2 separate regions of the Homo sapiens genome follow, and region 2 is linked to region 1. The links are chromatin loops, found by intact Hi-C in ENCODE. Cell type or tissue: mammary epithelial cell. All regions are shown on one strand. Each heading gives the region's core, and the rest is flanking DNA. Links, peaks and the distances in the headings are about the cores only. Region 1 holds the start of FAM50B (family with sequence similarity 50 member B). Region 2 overlaps SLC22A23 (solute carrier family 22 member 23).

Region 1 (8,545 bases), core at 1-8,000:
GTTCATAAGAGGTGGAAAAGGCAGCCATAGAGCGTTTGTTCTCCAACCAAATAGCTGGGGAGCTTCAAAACACTGATGTCCACTTCTGACCCTGAGGTCTGGCTCTGGGTGTGACCTTTGAATTGGGAAGTTTAAAAGCTTCCCTGATGACCCTAAGGGACAGCCATTGGGACCCACTGTCCTAGAAGGCTAATGTTTCGGTGGAAGTTCTTGCTTATGCACTGAGGCAAGAACTCTAAGAAATGTCCCTCCTATACTCAGGGCTGGGACTGGGGTAACGTGAGTGAGGCACCCAACTTGGGCATTAAGGTTAAGGAGGAGGAGATCCCCAAATACTCAGTAACCAAATAATAAATAATATTTGAATTATATAAATAAATGTATAAATATATAAAAAATATATATAAAATATATATAAATATATATTAAACATATAAATGTATATATAAATATATATAAATAAATGTATAAATATATATAAATAAATATATATACACATATATATATTTTTTTGAGATGGAGTTTCACTCTTTCACCCAGCCTGGAGTGAAGTGGGGCAATCTCGGCTCACTGCAACTTCTGCCTCCCAGGTTCAAGCAATTCTCCTGCCTCAGCCTCCCAAGTAACTGGGATTACAGGCACATTTTTGTATTTTTAGTAGAGACAGGGTTTCACTATGTTGGCCAGGCTGGTCCCGAACTCTTGGCCTCAGGTGATCCACCCACCTCGGCCTCCCAAAGTGCTAGGATTACAAGCACGAGCCACCACACCCAGCCTGAATACAGTATTTTTAAAAATCAAAATTAACAGAAATAATCCACAATGAATAAAATACAAACATTTTCAATGAAGACAGGATCTGTAACTGTGCCCTGTGGAGTCATATTGGAGCAAAAGGAAAATCAATGATACTGACCCTGCAGGCTACTTGCATTAGCTCACTGTCCTCCTAACTTCTGGGCTAAACAACCCAGCTAAAGCCCACTAGAGGGGGGCTGCTCCCCAACCTTTGCTAGCCCCCTCCTGCTGGCAACTGCTGATCCTGGGACCAGTGATGGGCAGGTCCACCTTTGCCCTCAAATGGTTCTGAACTAGGTCATTGCAGTCCTTTAAATAAATTAACCAAAACCATAATAATAACAACAGAAACATTTATTAAGAGCTAAGCGTTTTACAAATATTAATTCACTTAATACTCACATCAATCTTATAAAGTAAGTGCTCTTGTTATTTCCTTTTACAGGTGACCAAACTGAGGCATGGGGGTTTAATAAGCTTACCCAAAACTACACAGCAAGGAGGAGGCTGTGTCGGGAATCAAACTCAGTCACTGTGGCCCCCAAGTCCATGCTCATAACCACCAGGTAAAAAATGTGCCTCCTATTCTAATTTCTGTCTGACAGTGGGCCCAGTCATGGTTTCAATACAGCTCAGCAGAGCAATGCAGCAAATCCAGGTGGCAACACTAAAATACTCAGAAAAGACCAACCAAGCAACCAAAGCATAACATCAGCAATAGCACAACCAATGTGAATCATGAGAACCCTCTGTCTTTATTAAATTTGGGGGAAGAAATCAAGGTCACGAAATCAAGTGACTGGTGATGGGGCCTAGAAATGAGTGTCTCCCCCCACCCCCGGTTTCCGCTCTGGCAGGCGGGTGTTAGCGGATGGTGTACTTGTCCCACTTCTTCTCGGGGTCATAGGCCTCCCAGCGGCTGGCGGGGAAGATGTGCTTGTTCTTCTCGTACCAGCTGCGCAGCACCACCTTGCCCGCGTGCGACTCGTCCTTCTCCATGGTGGCGTCGCTGAGCAGGCGCACGTCATCGTGCACATCGAAGCTGAAGAGCGGCCCGCTCTTGCCCCTCGCCCTGGCGATGATGAAGTCGTAGAAGGTGTGGTAGTGCGGCAGGATGAGGTCCTCCTTGATGAACATGAGCTGCTCCACGCCGGCGGAGCGCAGCTCCAGGAAGTCCTTGCGCAGCCCCTGCAGCGCCTTCTTCAGGAACTGCTGCACCGTGTTGCCCTTGCGCACCCGCACCGTGCGCCGGTGGCCCGAGCCGTCCCAGTAGCTGAAGGTGACCTCCATCTCCTCGTCCTTCACTTTCTCGCGCTGCGCCTCCCACTCTTGGCGCAGCTCCTCTCGGAGCCGGTTCTCCTCCTCCTCGCGGTCGCGGTCTGGCAGGAAGCTGGTGTCCACGTCGGGGTTCTTGCCCAGGTTTCCGGCGCGCCTGGCCTCGGCCGCGTCGGCCTGGTCATCGAGGTCGTCTAGTGCAAAGGACAGGCAGGAGATCTTACGCTTGCGCTCGCGCCGCTGCTCCTGCTCCCGCTGCCGCTCCTGCTGCAGCCGCTGCTCCTCCAGGTGCTGGCGCTTGGCCAGCTGCCGCTCGCGCTCCCTGACCAGGGCCTCCTGCCGGGCCTTCATGTCGTTCAGGGTCACCAGGCCCACCGTGCTGGACTTCAGCTCGGCCTCCACGGCGTCGTAATGCGCCGAGAACCTCTTGTCCACCTGCGACTTGAGGATGGTCTCCTCGGCGATGCGCTGCTTCAGCACCTCCATCTGCTCCCGCTGCCTTTCGCGCTTCTTGAGGAGGTGCATGGCACGGCCTGCCTCGCGCATGGTGCCCTTGTACTGCGCCATGGCCCGCGCCTACCCGATGGGCTCTGCAGCAAAGAGGAAAAACGCGGCAGGTAGAGGGGGGCCCACGCAACGGCGGGGAATGCTCAGCTCTGCGCCTCCTCACAGGGCTTTCGGCAGTGATGGAAGCGTTCAGGGGCTGGGCCGACCTGCTAGGGTAACCACCAACCTGACAGTGTCACCAGGCACCAATTTCCAGCATTTTATTTGACCTCAATAAATGCAAATGCGAACGGCCCCACGTAACGGGTGGCTGCCATGCCTGAGCGCAGCGCTGAATTTGGGGAGCTGCATACAGAGAGGGTTGGGCTACTGAGCGGACCCTTACCTGCCCAAGCACCCTGTCGAGCGGAGACACGCGGGAGCTGACCTCCACGAGAACCACCCACGAGCAGAGGCCCACTCGCCCCGGGCTCTCGCGACAGCCGTGGACACAGGAAGTGGAGGCGGTGCGCCCCCTGGCGGGGAGGCGGGCCCTGAGGAGAGTGCCAGGCTCCTGGTAGGGCGGCTGCGGAAACAGGAAGTGGAGGTGGATCGCCCCCTGGCGGGGAGGCGGGCCCTGGGAAGAGCTCCGGGCTCCTGGTAGGGGCGGTGCTCCTGTGGGGCGGGCCAGCGCGGGGAGGATCCTGGAGGAGGCGCTTCTGGCCCTGCCCAGCCGTGGCTGGCCGGGGCTCCTGTTTTCACGCTGTGGGCAGGGCGGGCCCCCACCTGCTGTGCGTGCGTGCTGAGCCTTCTCGTGCCCAACTGTAAACACGCAGAAGCAATGTGGGCGCAGCGCAAGCTGCTGTGGCCACCCAGAGAGCCTTGCAACACGGCCCTGCTCTCCAACCCTCCTCCTCCCGCCTCTGATGCTACCCCGCTGTGGCGTCTCGTGAACATTACCTGCGCACCACTGCCTGTAATTCTTTCTTATGGCCCCAACACAACCATTCTTTGATAATAGAACCCTACTCGCCCCCCAGTTTCGTGACAAAACCTGCACTCAGCTTGTTTGACCTCTTCTATACAGCAGTTTCCCCCGGGTTCTAAGCTCTAATAACCATGGGACACTGAGTTAAAGTGTAGCAGTGTCTTTACTGTGAGCCTCTAACATGCCAGTTTCCACTGTAACTCTCCAAGAGCAGGGCAGACCAGTTCATGTTTCGTGACCGTTTCTCCCCTGCAGGAGATCTGGTAACACTCGCCGAAACCAGTGCTTCCTGGGACCTAGTTTGGAAAAGCTGGTTGTGAAATACATACTGCGGTTCAGCCTCCTCCCGCCTAAGAGCAACAATGCCTGTGAGCATAACCTTACCAAGAAGCGTGAATCATATGATAATTACATATGGCACCCACATATCCAGAGGAGAACAGCACGGTGTGAGCCCTCATCAAATTGTCCAAGCCAGAAACCTAGGCCTTTTCCTGGAATGACGTTCCTCCACAGGTAATCAATTACAGAAGAGCCTTTCACACTTTCCTTTTTCTCCCATTCCCCACCACTTGCCTTAATCTAGGAAATTAGCATTTTTTTTAATCTAAAGCCTTCTCATTGTTGCCCCATCACCAGAATACAAGAATATCTTATTTTATTGAGCTCTGGGATACTGTGTGTTTTGTTTTTGTTTTTACAAATTGAAGATTTGTGGCAACACAGCGTCAAGCGCCTACTGGCTCCATTTTTCCAGCAGCATGTGCTCACTTCGTGTTCCTGTGTCACATTTTGGTAATTCTTGCAATATTTCAGACTTTTTCATTGTGATATCTGCTATGGTGATCTGTGATCATCGTTCTGTGAGGTTATTGTAATTGTTTGGGGGCACTCCGAAGTGTGCAGTAGAAGACAAAGACGTTTATTGATTTAACTGATAAATGTTATGTATGTTCTGACTGCTCCACTGACTGGCTGTTCCTTCATCTCTCTTCCTGTCCCTAGGCTTCCCTAGTGCCTGAGACACAGCAATATTGAAATTAGGCCAATTAATAACCCTACAATGGCCTCTAAGTGTTCAAGTGAAAAGAAGTGTCACACGTCTCTCACTTTAAATCAAAGGCTAGAAATGATTCAGCTCAGTGAGGAAAGTATGTCAAAAGCCAGGATAGGCCAAAAGCTAGGCCTCTTTTGCCAAACAGTTAGCTAAGTTGTGAATGCAAAGGAAAAAAATCTTGAATGAAACTGAAAGCGCTTTCCTGGTAAACATATGAATGATAAGAAAGCAAAACAGCCTTATTGCTTATATGGAGAAAGTTCTAGTGGTCTGGATAGAAGATCAAACCAGCCACGACATTCCCTTAAACCAAAGCCTAATCCAGGGCAAGGCCCTAAGTCTCTTCAATTCTGTGAAGCTGAGAGAGGTGAGGAAGCTTCAGAAGAAAAGTCTGAAGGTAGCAGAGGTTGGTTCATGAGGCTGAGGAAGGAAGTCACCTCTATAACATAAAGTGCAAGGTGAAGCAGCAAGTGTGATGGAGAAGCTGCAGCAGGTTATCCAGAAGATCTAGCTAAGAGCACTGATGACGGAGGCTACCCTAAACAATACATTTTCAATGTAGACAAAATAGCCTTCTATTGGAAGAAGATGCCATTTAGGACTTTTATATCTAGAGAGGAGAAGTCAATGCCTGGCTTCATGGCTTCAAAGGACAGGTTGACTCTCTTGCTAGGGGCTAGTGTAGCTGGAGACTTTCAGTTGAAGCCAATGCTCACTTACCATTCTGAAAATCTTAGTGCCCTTAAAAATTATGCTAAATCTACTGTGCCTGTGCTCTGTAAATGGAACAACAAAACCTGGAGGACAGCACATCTGTTTACAGCATGGTTTACTGAATATTTTTAAGCCCAGTGTTGAGACTTACTGCTCTGATTATTCCTTTCAAGATATTATTACTCATTAACAATGCACTTGGTCACCTAAGAGCTTGATGGAGATGCTCAAGGAGATTAAAGTTGATTTCATGCTTGCTAACACAACATCCATTCTGCAACCCATAGATCAAGGAGTAATTTTGACTTTTAAGTCTTATTATTTAAGAAATACATTTCCAAAGGTTATAGCTGCTGTATGTAATGATTTCTCTGATGGATCTGGGCAAAGTAAATTGAAATTTTTCTGGAAGGCATTCACCACTGTAGGTGCCATGAAGGACATTCACAGTTTTTGGGAGGAGGTAAAATATCAACATTAACAGAAGTTTGGAAGAAGTTGATTCAAACAGCATTACATGTTACAAAGAAATCTTTCGTGAAAGGTAGAATCAATCAATGTGACAAACTCAATATTGATTTAAGAAACTGCCACAGGCCCAGCCTTTGGCAACCACCACCCTGATCAGTCAGCAACCATCAACACTGAGGCAAGACCCTCCACCAGCAAATAGAGCACAGCTCACTGAATGCTCAGAGGATCATTAGCATTATTTAGCAATTAAGTATTTTTAATGAAATTATGCACATTATTTTCTTAGACAAAATGCTACTGCACACTTACTAGACTATAGTATAGTATAAACATAACTTTTATATGCACTAGAAAATTTAAAAATTTGTGTGACTGTCTTTGTGGTGGTCTGGAACTGAACCCACAGTATCTCCGAGGTATGCCTGTATTCTTGTTCTTGTCTAACTTCTATACAATATCCTCAGAGATCTTCATAAAAAATGAATCTGATAACATTACTCTCCTACTTGAAAAACTCCAACTTCCCTTGTAACAGCCACATCAGAATCTCTTTGTTTGTCCTCTAAGGTCTCTAATAGGTGGACCCCTGCAGCATTCACCCAGCTTTTTCACTGCGCCTGAATAGAAGATGCCCTTTCAGGCCAGGCGCAGTGGCTCACACCTGTAATCCCAGCACTTTGGGAGGCCGAGGCGGGTGGATCACGAGGTCAAGAGATCGAGACCATCCTGGCCAACATGGTGAAACCCCGTCTCTAATAAAAATAAAAATAAAAAAAATTAGCTGGGTGTGGTGGTGCATGCCTTGTAGTCCCAGCTGCTCGGGAGGCTGAGGCAGAAGAATTGCTTCAACCCAGGAGATGGAGGTTGCAGTGAGCCAAGATCGCACCACTGCACTCCAGCCTGGTGACCCAGAAAGACTTCATCTAAAAAAAAAGTTGCCCTTTCATAACTGTTACCTCTGGACGTACTCTTTCTAGAAAGTCCTGCCCTTCGCTGTGCTATCCCTGAAGATCAGCACAAATGTCATCTCCAAGAGGAAGCCTGGAGCACCCACCATCACCATCACCACCCACAGATGGACAAAATTACCAATAGTCTCCTCTCTCAGGTTTCCCATATAATTACCTTTATTACACTTAACATAAATAAGATAGCCTCTCCACCTCTTTTTTTCAGTTAAATGATCCAACCAACTAAACTTTAATTCAATCGACTATCGTTTGGCCACAAATACTATATTCACTCTTTCTCTAATCGAATCAGAACTTGAATGTCAATATCATCCCTAAACCTTATCATCCACCCTCCCATTATCCAGCATCCACCTCCTGAACTCAGTCACGGCCTCCAAATACTATAGCCAGCTCCCAGAATTAAAAGGTTGAGCCTCAAATTCTCAGAAAAGTTTAACAAGAAAAACAACTAGAAAGAAGGAGATTTATCCTAAAAGTCTGATATACTGTTCTGTAGAATTTTCCCCTAAGTTCCAAGATGATAACTTCCTCTTTCAGCCTTAATTCTCAGCGAAAATACCCACAAAACTAAAAGCTACTGCTTTAAGCTCTTAAATTTTATCAGCAAAATGAGGCTGAGGACCCGAGCCCACGCAAATGGTGAAACTTTAAGAAAGAAGAATAAATAGAACAAAAAAGAATGATTGTTCTAGTTATTCTTCCCTGATTGAGACATTATGGTTTGTTTTTCCAATAGGTTTTGTCATAAAGGAGGAAATAGGCATATTACAGAAAAGTTTGAAAAGAAATGTAAATAAATAAAAAGTTCACTCAACATGAACACATAAGTAACATAACTATTAATGTTTGCAAGTTCCCTTCCAATATTTTATGTGCACATAGATCTGTATATATTTAGCAATTTTAATCAAACTTTGCATCCCATTTGATGACTTTTTTTCCATTTAAGTTTTTTTTTCTGTTTTTGTTTTTGAGACGGAGTCTGGCTCTGTCTTCCAGGCTGGAGTAGTGCAATGGTGCGATCTCGGCCCACTGCAACCTCCGCCGGCTGGGTTCAAGTGATTCTCCTGCCTCAGCCTCCCGAGTAGTTGGGATTACAGGCGCCCACCACCACGCCCGGCTAATTTTTGTATTTTTAGTAGAGACGGGGTTTTGCCATGTTGGTCAGGCTGGTCTCAAACTCCTGACCTCAGGTGATCTGCCCTCCTCGGCCTCCCAAAGTGCTGGGATTACAGGCGTGAGCCACCTCGCCCGGTATTATTCTTGTTTTTATATAATCATCATAGTCATTGATTTAAATAAATGTGGTACATTCTATTGTTAAAAAATAAATAAATAAATAAAAGTATCAATAGCAATAATACAACAGAGGAGAGGGAGCAGCATTCTGTTCTAGTGACTCAGAAATGCCGATTAAATACACAAACTAATTTAGAAAAAAATGTGCCCTCCTCCAGGCTTAGTCACAAAGTAAAATATGCAAACAGCATCAGTGTTTTAAAAATCTCACAAAACTAAAACTTAAACTATTTTAACAAGAGAAAAAGAACTTAGTTTTCAATACAAGCAACAATAACAGACCCCCGCAAATAACACCTTTTGTCATGGTCGGTTTTCATGTTGCTTTCCACCAGTCTGAATTCTATTTTAAACGGATTATCCTACAAGTGGCAGATATACTGTCCTCTCCAGAGTCAGCCTTGAAATGAAACAGCTGATGGTGGGCCTGGCCTGGGTGTAGGGCGTGCCCCGATAGCATCTCCACTCAATGATCCCTCC
Region 2 (9,091 bases), core at 649-8,648, 570 kb after region 1:
TGGCAAGGGGGGGAGTGCAGCGGATCACTTATGCCGCACTTCCACCAGAACCTGTGCTGCCAACTCTGCTAAGAGACCTCACGGCACAGCTAGTGCAAAATGTTTCACAAAGTAGAAAGAGCCTACCCCCCGGCCCTCCCCGAGATGGAGTTTCACTCTTATTGCCCAGCCTGGAGTACAATGGCATGATCTTGGCTCACTGCAACCTCTGCCTCCCAAGTTCAGGTGATTCTCCTGCCTCAGCCTCCAGAGTAGCTGGGATTATAGGTGTGCGCCACCACGCCCGGCTAATTTTTACATTTTTAGTAGAGACGTGGTTTCACCTGGTTGGCCAGGCTGGTCTCGAACTCCTGACCTCAGGTGATCCCCCCACCTTGGCCTCCCAAAGTGCTAGGATTACAGGCGTGAACCACCGTGCCAGGCCAAAAGAGCCTTATTTCATACTGACCTGAGAAGTTGATGTCATGAATCCAAAGCGAGCACAGCGAGTGAGATTACTGACTCATGTAAGAAACATGGATGGAGAGCCCACTGCGCGCCAGACACTAGGCCCAGAAAACACAGCAGCACAGTCCCGCCCTCGTGGAGTCTGCGGCCATTTCATACCTCCCTAAAAGGTGTGACTAACCTGTGCTCAGCCACTTTTGCTTTAGTTCGGAAAGTGAGGCTGACCCCTTCCTGGTGCCGTCTCTGCCCCTGGGTCGTGGTTCATGGGTGCTACACGCCATTTACTGTTGCCACCATGCTTATAGGTTAATAAAAAGGCACGCCTCCACTAAAAGGGCATCACTCAGCTGCAGTCATTTTCCTACACTGTTTGTGACTTACTGAGGAGCTTGAGTTATACCACACTGAACTTCTTAAAGGAGTATCAGCATTTCTCATGCACGTGCCTTCATAAAACAGAACTTGAGAGTAATGGCAGTAGTTCAGCCGTGAGTCAAAACCCAGGTGTCCGCATAATGACACCCTTGGGAAAATCCAGTAGCGGCTATTCCAGTCCAAGGCAGACTATGTGGAGGCTAAGCTGGGGAAGGCTTTGGGAGCAAGTAGGCAGGTCCGTGGACTTTCTTACTTTCCACATTTCCAGTAGCCATGCTAACAACAGCATCTTCACGTCCACACTTTTTGATTCATTCTCTTGGATCGTATCCTACAGGCCCAGCCTGACAGCTACTGGGCACCTGGACAGAAATGCCAAGGCATTGTATGATTAAGCACAAGGAACTCATCCTGTCCCTACCTTCTGCATCAGCCACAGGGGAGAGATGAGTCAGGAGCTTATTTAGTGCTTGCAGTTGCAGGATACCTCAGGCCGACCGCAGGCTCACTCCCTGTCTAAAGGACGGAAAGTGAAATTTCTCTCCTTTATCAAACAAAACAGCAAAGCCAAGTCTTTCAATAGACCAGAATCCACAGTCAGACCTTCTGGGTTTCCAGCTGGCCTCCTGCAGCCTTTGCATGATTATGCATATTTTGTTGGGGGAGGGGGTGGCTAGCGGGTACCCCTTAACTCTGGCAGTTGGTAGGCATCATTATTCTCTGTTAGATTTGGCTTAGCAAGCTAGACGGAAGGAAATGCTGTAAGCTTTTCCTCTTTGACGCAAACCTGGAAAGATTTGAGGATAGAAATTCAACAAACATGTTCTCAGATTCAGCTTGCCAAGATGACAAACTGGAAAAAATATGTGACCCTTGGTGATGCTTTTGTGCCTGCAGAGGATGAAAGGAAATTAAGTCCAAAGGGGGTCCCTGGGCCAGGCTGGGAGAATGTCTAGCGTTCCTGACAAATCCCTCTTCTCGCTGGGAGCCCTTTTCACCCGTGCCATCGGGAGGCCACAGCTCTTTCTTGCAAATGACTGAGGAACAATTCCCACGGAGGCCCTAGGATGGAAGTAGACTCCCCTACCATCCCCCCACTTCACAGAGAAAATTCCAAGATAAGCCACGATGGGCAGCCTGGGGCCCGTGAGCTCCATCTTTCTTAGCACAGAACTAGCCTTTCCCTGTGACACTATTACAGACAAGCCTTCTGGCAGCAAAGGGTAAGGGGCCAGGATGGACTGCCTGGAAGCAAATATTAGGATATGAAATTTTCTGCAAAAAGTTCAAAAAATGCTTTTATACTTTTCATACTTGTTCCACCACAAAAAGCAACAAAGGCCTGCAGAAATCTATTGCCCCAAGGATGATAGAGGCCAAGTTAACTAAATATTGTTTCATGAGATTCTGTTCAGACCTCGCGTTGACAGAACCAGCTACCCGCTCAGGCCCAGGCCAGGTGGTGGTTCTCATCAGCCAGTGCACAGCTCTGATTCATCTGTAAGACATTGGGAGTTGGGTGACTTTGCAAGTCTATCTGACTGTGCCCATCTCCCAGCTTGACATGGGCAGAAGTGGCCTGGGGTCCTGGGCGGATCTGGAAGCAGCTGCTGGCTGTGCTGGGGCGGATCTTTTCTATCCACTGTCCATCTGGATGCTCCAGGTGGGCTCCGAGGCTTCCTTTGCCCTCACGGAGGGGTCCAGGTGAGAGAGGAGGCAGGCGCTGGTGATCATGACACCCGCCTGTTTTCTCCTGCCCTGCCCACTCCGGCAGCCCTGGCCCTTTCTAGATCATAAGTCGGACAGGCCTCCCTGAGACACTCCCTGACTGACGACTCCCTGACATCTGTCTTCCGCTCTAATGCTGCCTCAAGAATAGGCACCGAGGGCCAGGATGACCTGGGGTTAAGGGAGTATCAGAGTCTGTTCAACTTCTTTAAAAAGTTGTATCTTAAAGGCCGGGCACGGTGGCTCACGCCTGTAATCCCAGCACTTTGGGAGGCTGAGGCGGGCAGATCACGAGGTCAGGAGATCGAGAGGATCTGGCTAACACGATGAAACCCCGTCTCTACTAAAAATACAAAAAAAATTAGCCGGGCGTGGTGGCGGGCGCCTGTAGTCCCAGCTACTCAGGAGGCTGAGGCAGGAGAATGGCGTGAACCCAGGAGGCGGAGCTTACAGTGAGCCGAGATCGCGCCACTGCACTCCAGCCTGGGCGACAGAGCGAGACTCCATCTCAAAAAAAAAAAAAAAAAAAAAAAGTTGTGTCTTAAAAATGTCACATCTGAAAACAAGTACTGAGTAGCAGACAGGAAGCCAGCATGCGTCCCATGCCGGCAGCGCCTGTGGCGTGCGAGCGATGAGCAGCGGGGCAGGATGAGGGGAGGGTGCTGATGATATGGCCCGGAGCCTGGGAAGGAACCAGACGGAGCTGCCCATGATCCTGAGGCCGCCTCCCTGTGTGGCCTTGGGTGGGTCCCTCGGCCGGCTTTAGTGTCCTTGTCTTAAAACAAAACTGACTACAGGCACCTTGTTAGGCGGGGGTGGAGAATGGAGGCCATGTGCAAAGGGCCTGGGCTCAGCACAGGACAGTTCATATTCTTCTTCTTCGCTGGGCATCTTCAGCAGTTGTATTTATTTCTATAAAAAATGGTACAAATATTTGCTTATCCTCAACTTCACAGAAATTTAGTCAAGTCACATTAAGTAATATAAAAGAGGAGCTAGAACAGGAGCCTCGCCTCGGGTGTTTCAATGTGAGATGGTAACGTTCACATGGCTAACAGCAATTTGATTCTGGAATCCTTAATTCAATGAAGTTTGCCATTTCTAGTAAGAAGTCGGCCTGCATATCAGTTTTCCTACCTTATTGAGATCCTATTGCTAGTAAAATAAAGATATCCCGTGGGTATTACAATTTTGTGCTCCTAAAGCCCAAGGAGGCAGTGTGCGCCCTCGGTTCTCTGTCCGTAAATCAAGCAGCTCTGACTTCTAAACACGGGCGTATGCTGCCCTCTAGTGACAACCCAGAGAAAAGCAGAAAAGGCACTGGCAGAGCCCACATTTCAGGGGCAGGAAAGGAACCCAACACCTTAAAACCAAGGATGTAACAATCTCTTTCTCTGAGATTTCAAGAGAGAAAAAAAAACAAAGCCAAAAATGGCATACCAACTTCTGCCAAAATTTTTCCTAATCGTACTGAATGATGTCAAGGATTTTTTTTTTTTTTTTTTTTTTTTTTTGAGACGGAGCCTTGCTCTGTTGCCAGGCTGGAGTGCAGTCGCGTGATCTCGGCTCACTGCAACCTCCAACTCCCTGGTTCAAGTGATTCTCCTGCCTCAGCCTCCCAAGCAGCTGGGATTACGTGCACGCGCCACCACACCCAACTAATTTTTGTATTTTTAGTAGAGACGGGGTTTCACCATGTTGGCCACAGTGGTCTCGATCTCCTGACCTCGTGATCTGCCCATCTCGGCCTCCCAAATTGCTGGGATTACAGGCACATGAGCCACCATGCCCGGCCATATCAAGGAATCTTTGATAGAAAACCAGAGAATTGCTCCCACAGAAAAAAATAAAAAGATATATTCCATATTATATATGCATGTGTACATTTGTTGCATATTATGTATATACATATACATAGACATTTTTCTAATGATCTGCAAATTAAATATATTTCATTTTATTTGGCACAGTTAACAAGATAGATCAGTATGATGTGGTTCACCAGGCACAATGCAAGGCTTTTGTTCCATGCAGTTTGCCCTTTAACAGTGGCCCTCTGCCCACCCCTCCTGGGGGTCTGTACTCTGCCCTCCTGTATGTGACTCCCGTGTGAGTAAGGGGAGTCCTCTCACTGCTTGTCAGTGCCGTCCACATTTAGTGCCGGGAAGGTCAGGCAGAAACCTGGGAGGTTTCCGAGAAAATGCTGTCCCCATTAAAATCATGTCCATTATCCCTAGCATCTGATATGCCCTGTGGCTTCCTGAAAGAGCCAGGTCTACCAGAAAGACTTAATTGGCTATTTTAGGTGTTCAGTCTTCATCTTACAGAAGGATTTGGTCTTATTGCTCATTTCCGTGGTTGTCTCTATTTAACCTGTCCCATTCACCTGGGTGAGCTGACCTTCCTATCCAGGAAGCCCGTGTGATCCGCAAGCATCCGGTATTTATTAAGCACAAACAGCACGTGCCTGTTGATGTCCTAGAAAATAATTCTTGCCCTTGAAGGGCTCAGAGACTAGTAAGGTGACAGGCACATGAACAAATAGTGACAGAAAGATGCAGAGTGTCTTTGAACGGTGGTCTGGGACCCTCAGCCTGGGAGGAGTTTGAGTATCTGGGAGACATCCCCCAAATTCTTGCTCTTCCTCATCCATATCGTCTTCAGGCCCAGAAGCACAGTGGTGTGGCTATTCCTGCAACTCTTTCAGCCTCTCCCTGGGAAGGGCTTTCTAATATGAAGTGCTGATGCCTGTCACAGCCTGCATGAGAGGTGGCTGTCAGTCTCCCTCCGTGGCTAAGGCAGGGGAATCTGTCACTCACCGAGTATCTTGGTTTTCTATTGCTGCATAACCAATCGCTCCAAAACAGGGGCCTGAAGTAGCATGCATCTACTATCTTATGGTTTCCATGGCTCCAGAGTCTGGGCACGGCCTGGCTGGGTCCTCTGCTCCAGGTCTCTCAGAGGCTACCATCAGTGGGTAGGGCCCACCACTAAACCAAGTCAGGCACTGGTAGGCTGTTTCCTCACGGGCTGTGGGGCTGGCAGCCTCAGCTCCTTGCTGGCCGTTGGCCATAGGGACCACAGTCACAAGGCAGCTCGCTTCGTCAAAGCTAGCAAGAGTCTGCTAGAATCTGCCTTTTGGAACCTTGTTGTGGAAGGAACATCTCACTATCCTGGCCGTAAATTTGATTGCTAAAAAGTACGTTATTTGTACCTTGTACCTTGAGGGCCAGCGCACACTCAAGGCACAAGGGTGGGAATTACTGGGGCCAGTCTAGAAATCCGACTATAGCACTGAGTAGATGCCCAGGTGCCAGCCAGGTCTCAGTGGCTGGGCAGGTGCTGGGGACAGCACACGGAGTGGAGCCTGGTCCTGCCCTGGAAACATCTGGTGTCTATTAGAGACACACAGACACGCAATGCGAATGTGTCTTCGGGCTACACAAGTGTCCTGAGGATGCAGGGGAAGTGCCCAAGAGAGCCTGCTCAGTCTGGACTCAGAAGGGTGGCTGGGACGGGATTCCCAGGATGTGGCCTGGAGCCCGCACATAGTGGCTCTAGAGGCGATGCGTGTTTGGCAAGTGCACTGCGGCGGGAGGAGGTGAGGCTGGATTCCTAGGGCTCGGGGAGCAGGAGCAGAGGTTCCTGGAAGGGTGAGGGTGGGCGGGTGTGAAGCAGCTTGAGGAGGCAGTGTTTGCAGAGCTTGGTGCCTCACCGAGAGGAAGGCCAGGGTGGAGGAGAAGGGTCCCAGTGGCACAGCCCCCTCTGCCAACTTTTAGGACTCCATGTCATGCCTGGAGGCTTTAGGCCCATGGGAGAGGCTCATCCTGTTCGCCTCCCAGTTCTTGAACCTCTCCAGCTCTGGTTCCTCCTACACCCAGCTGCCCCCTAGACCCTGAAAGACTTGGGTGGCCCCTTCCCGGCACTCAATGGATGCCACCTGGAACCAATCAAGCCACGGATCTTCCTGTCCCCATGCTAGTCACATTCGTGCTTTAACCTCCACTGCACTTGGACATTGGAGCTTTTCTCATCCCTGTTTTATAGATGCAGACCGAGGCTTCGGGAAGTGAAGCTGGTGGGCGGGGGCCAGGATTCTAGCCCAGGCTCATGGGCTCCAGAACTCCTGCTCCCAGCCACGGCACTCGCACCTTTGTGGCAGCAAAAGTCTGTTCTGTAGCTCACTTTGGGCTGGCTCTTTTTATGTGGGTTTACTCAAGGCTTGGAGGCTAATGGCTGATGCCCCAGTCTTGACAATCATCTAATGGAATAAACATTAACGAAGACCCTGTACCAGAAGGCATCTCCTTCCTCGAGAAATGCACAGACGGCGCCCTACCCAGGTAGCCTGTGGGAGCTCGGCTGAGCCAGCATAGGCCAACCTCACAGAGCGAGCACCAGACAGAGCTGAGGGACCCCGGTGCCATGAGTATTGGGACTGAAAGGCAGAGGACAGGAGGAAGAGGTGGGGCCCCCAGGACCTGTGCATCACCTTGCAGGCAGGAGGGAGCCATTGGAGGACTCTGAGCAGCCAGGTGATATGATTAGCTCTGTGTTCTAGGAAAATCGGTTTGGCAATGGTGAGGAAACAAAGTCTAGGGGGTGCAGAAGATGCGCCAGGGAGGAGCGCAGACCCAGGCGGCCTGGAGTGGAGGCCCTGAGGACTTGGTCATGGGCTGGACAGGAAGGAGCTGGGAAAGGGAAGAATCCAGCGAGTCTTTGTCCCCTAGGGCTGCAAGCCTGGCAAGGCTGCCCTTGTGCCCCCAAGCCCTGTGCCCATGGTGGATGCAGATGGGTGGACTGCAACCAACAGAGAGGCAGTCATTTCTACATTAGAGGGAGAAAAGGCAGAGCAAAGTGTCTTCTCTTATTTTGTTACAGGACAAAAGCCCCCAACACACACACACACACACAATCACCATTCTTCCATTGCATTCTGAGAAAAAGGCTCCAAATCTGTGAATCTTCCTGGGGTTATTAGCATAGACCTGTGTATATCTGGTTTATGAGGGCCACCTGGGAACCCTGGGACTCCCATCCTCCCTGCCCAGGTCACCTTTGCCCAAGCCTCTTTGGGCATGAGCCACTGTGTCTGGCCTGCCCATCTTTTTACTGGATTATCTGTCTTCTTTTTGAGTTATAAGAGTGGCGTGGTGGCTCACGCCTGTAATCCCAACACTTTGGGAGGCCAAGGCGGGTGGATCACGAGGTTAGGAGATCAAGACCACCCTGGCTAACACAGCGAAACCCCGACTCTACTAAAAATACAAAAAATTAGCTGGGCATGGTGGCACGCGCCTATAGTCCCAGCTACTCAGGAGGCTGAGGCAGGAGAATGACATGAACCTGGGAGGCAGAGCTTGCAGTGAGCCGAGATCATGCCACTACACTCCAGCCTGTGCGACAGTGAGACTCTCAAAAAAAAGTTCTTTATATATTCTAGTTACAAGTCCTTTATCTGATATATGCTTCACGAATATTTTCTCCCAGTCTATGGTCTTTTTTTCTTAAACATGTATCTTTTGAAGGGTAGGAGTTTTTAATCCTAATGAAGTCCAATTGATCAGCTTTTTCTTTTATGGATCCTACTTTTGATGTTATGTGTAAGAAATCTTTGCCTAACCCAACGTCATAAAGCTTTTCTCTTGTTTTCTTCTAGAAGCGTTATAGTTTGAGCTAAGTTAAGCACTTAGATTTTATTATCCATTTTGAGTTCATTTTTTTACATGATGTGAAGGGTCCAACATCATTCTTTTGCACATGAATATCCTGTTGTCCCAGCACCACCTGTTGAAAAAACTATCCCTTCCCCCTCACTGGATTTGCCTCCATCTACAGTCAGTTGACCATAAATGTGAAGGTTAGTTTCTGAACTCCCAGTTCTGTTCCATTGATCTATTGATATATACACCAACACCACACTGCCTTAAGCCGTATGGCTTTATAGTTTTGAAACTGGGAAGGCAAGCCTTCTTTGTTCTTTTCCAAAATTGTTTTTGACTACTCTGAGTCTTTTGCATTTCCATATAAATTTTAGAATTGGCTGTTTTCTGAAAAAAAAAAAAAGTCACCTGGAATTTTGATAGGGATTATGTGGAATGTATAGATCAATTTGGGAAAAATTACCATCTTTATAATATTTAGTCTTCTAATTCATGAACATGGAATGTCACTCCATTTATTTTTATCTTTTAATTTTCAGCAATGTTTTATCTTTTTCAGCATACAAGTCTTGCATTCCTTTGTTATTTATTTCTAAACATTTTATTCATTGGATGTTATTGTGAATGGCATTTTCATTTTTGGGTGTTGCTAGCACGTAGACATATAATTGACTTTTGTATGTTGATCTTTTATCTTGTGACCTTGTAGGACAGTCTTTTGGTGAGTTAGGAGCTACCTATAGTGCCAACCAAGAGAACCACAGACTAGTCAAGAGCTGGAGTTATCTACCTGCCTCCTACCTGTTGCAGGGACCTCCCTTTCAGCCCACTCAGCCTCAGCAGTTCAAAGGATACAGCCCTCTTCACTTCAAGGGGGT

The links. Peaks named below come from ENCODE experiments on the same cell type or tissue, not always from the same donor. Only the 100,000 strongest peaks of a DNase experiment are listed, where the experiment ranks them.
Region 2: it touches region 1 in a loop (5-fold over the local background); 6 of 110 quality-filtered maps call a loop at or near these places.

The regions. Positions count from the first base shown.
Region 1 is chr6:3,843,907-3,852,451 of GRCh38, reverse strand. It overlaps FAM50B (family with sequence similarity 50 member B), which reads right to left and starts at 3,079. Exons shown (of 2, transcript NM_012135.3): 1 at 2,966-3,079; 2 at 1,135-2,663. The coding sequence starts at 2,640. The coding sequence ends at 1,663. LOC107986557 (a long non-coding RNA gene) reads left to right here and starts at 3,086. Exons shown (of 3, transcript XR_001743931.2): 1 at 3,086-3,136; 2 at 3,803-4,063; 3 at 6,360-7,764. RefSeq lists an enhancer at 2,896-3,015 and a silencer at 3,286-3,405. In mammary epithelial cell, for the core only: CTCF peaks have their summits at 3,120 (motif pointing left) and 3,782; DNase peaks (open chromatin) are centred at 3,241 and 3,861; H3K4me3 peaks cover 1,167 bases; H3K27ac peaks cover 1,038 bases.
Region 2 is chr6:3,274,483-3,283,573 of GRCh38, reverse strand. The region is part of intron 9 of SLC22A23 (solute carrier family 22 member 23); the gene reads left to right. Among named protein-coding and RNA genes, the nearest start is that of PSMG4, 20 kb to the right of the region's middle. RefSeq lists enhancers at 129-1,056, 3,894-3,953 and a silencer at 1,185-1,479. In mammary epithelial cell, for the core only: CTCF peaks have their summits at 1,158 and 3,851 (motif pointing left); DNase peaks (open chromatin) are centred at 1,213 and 3,833.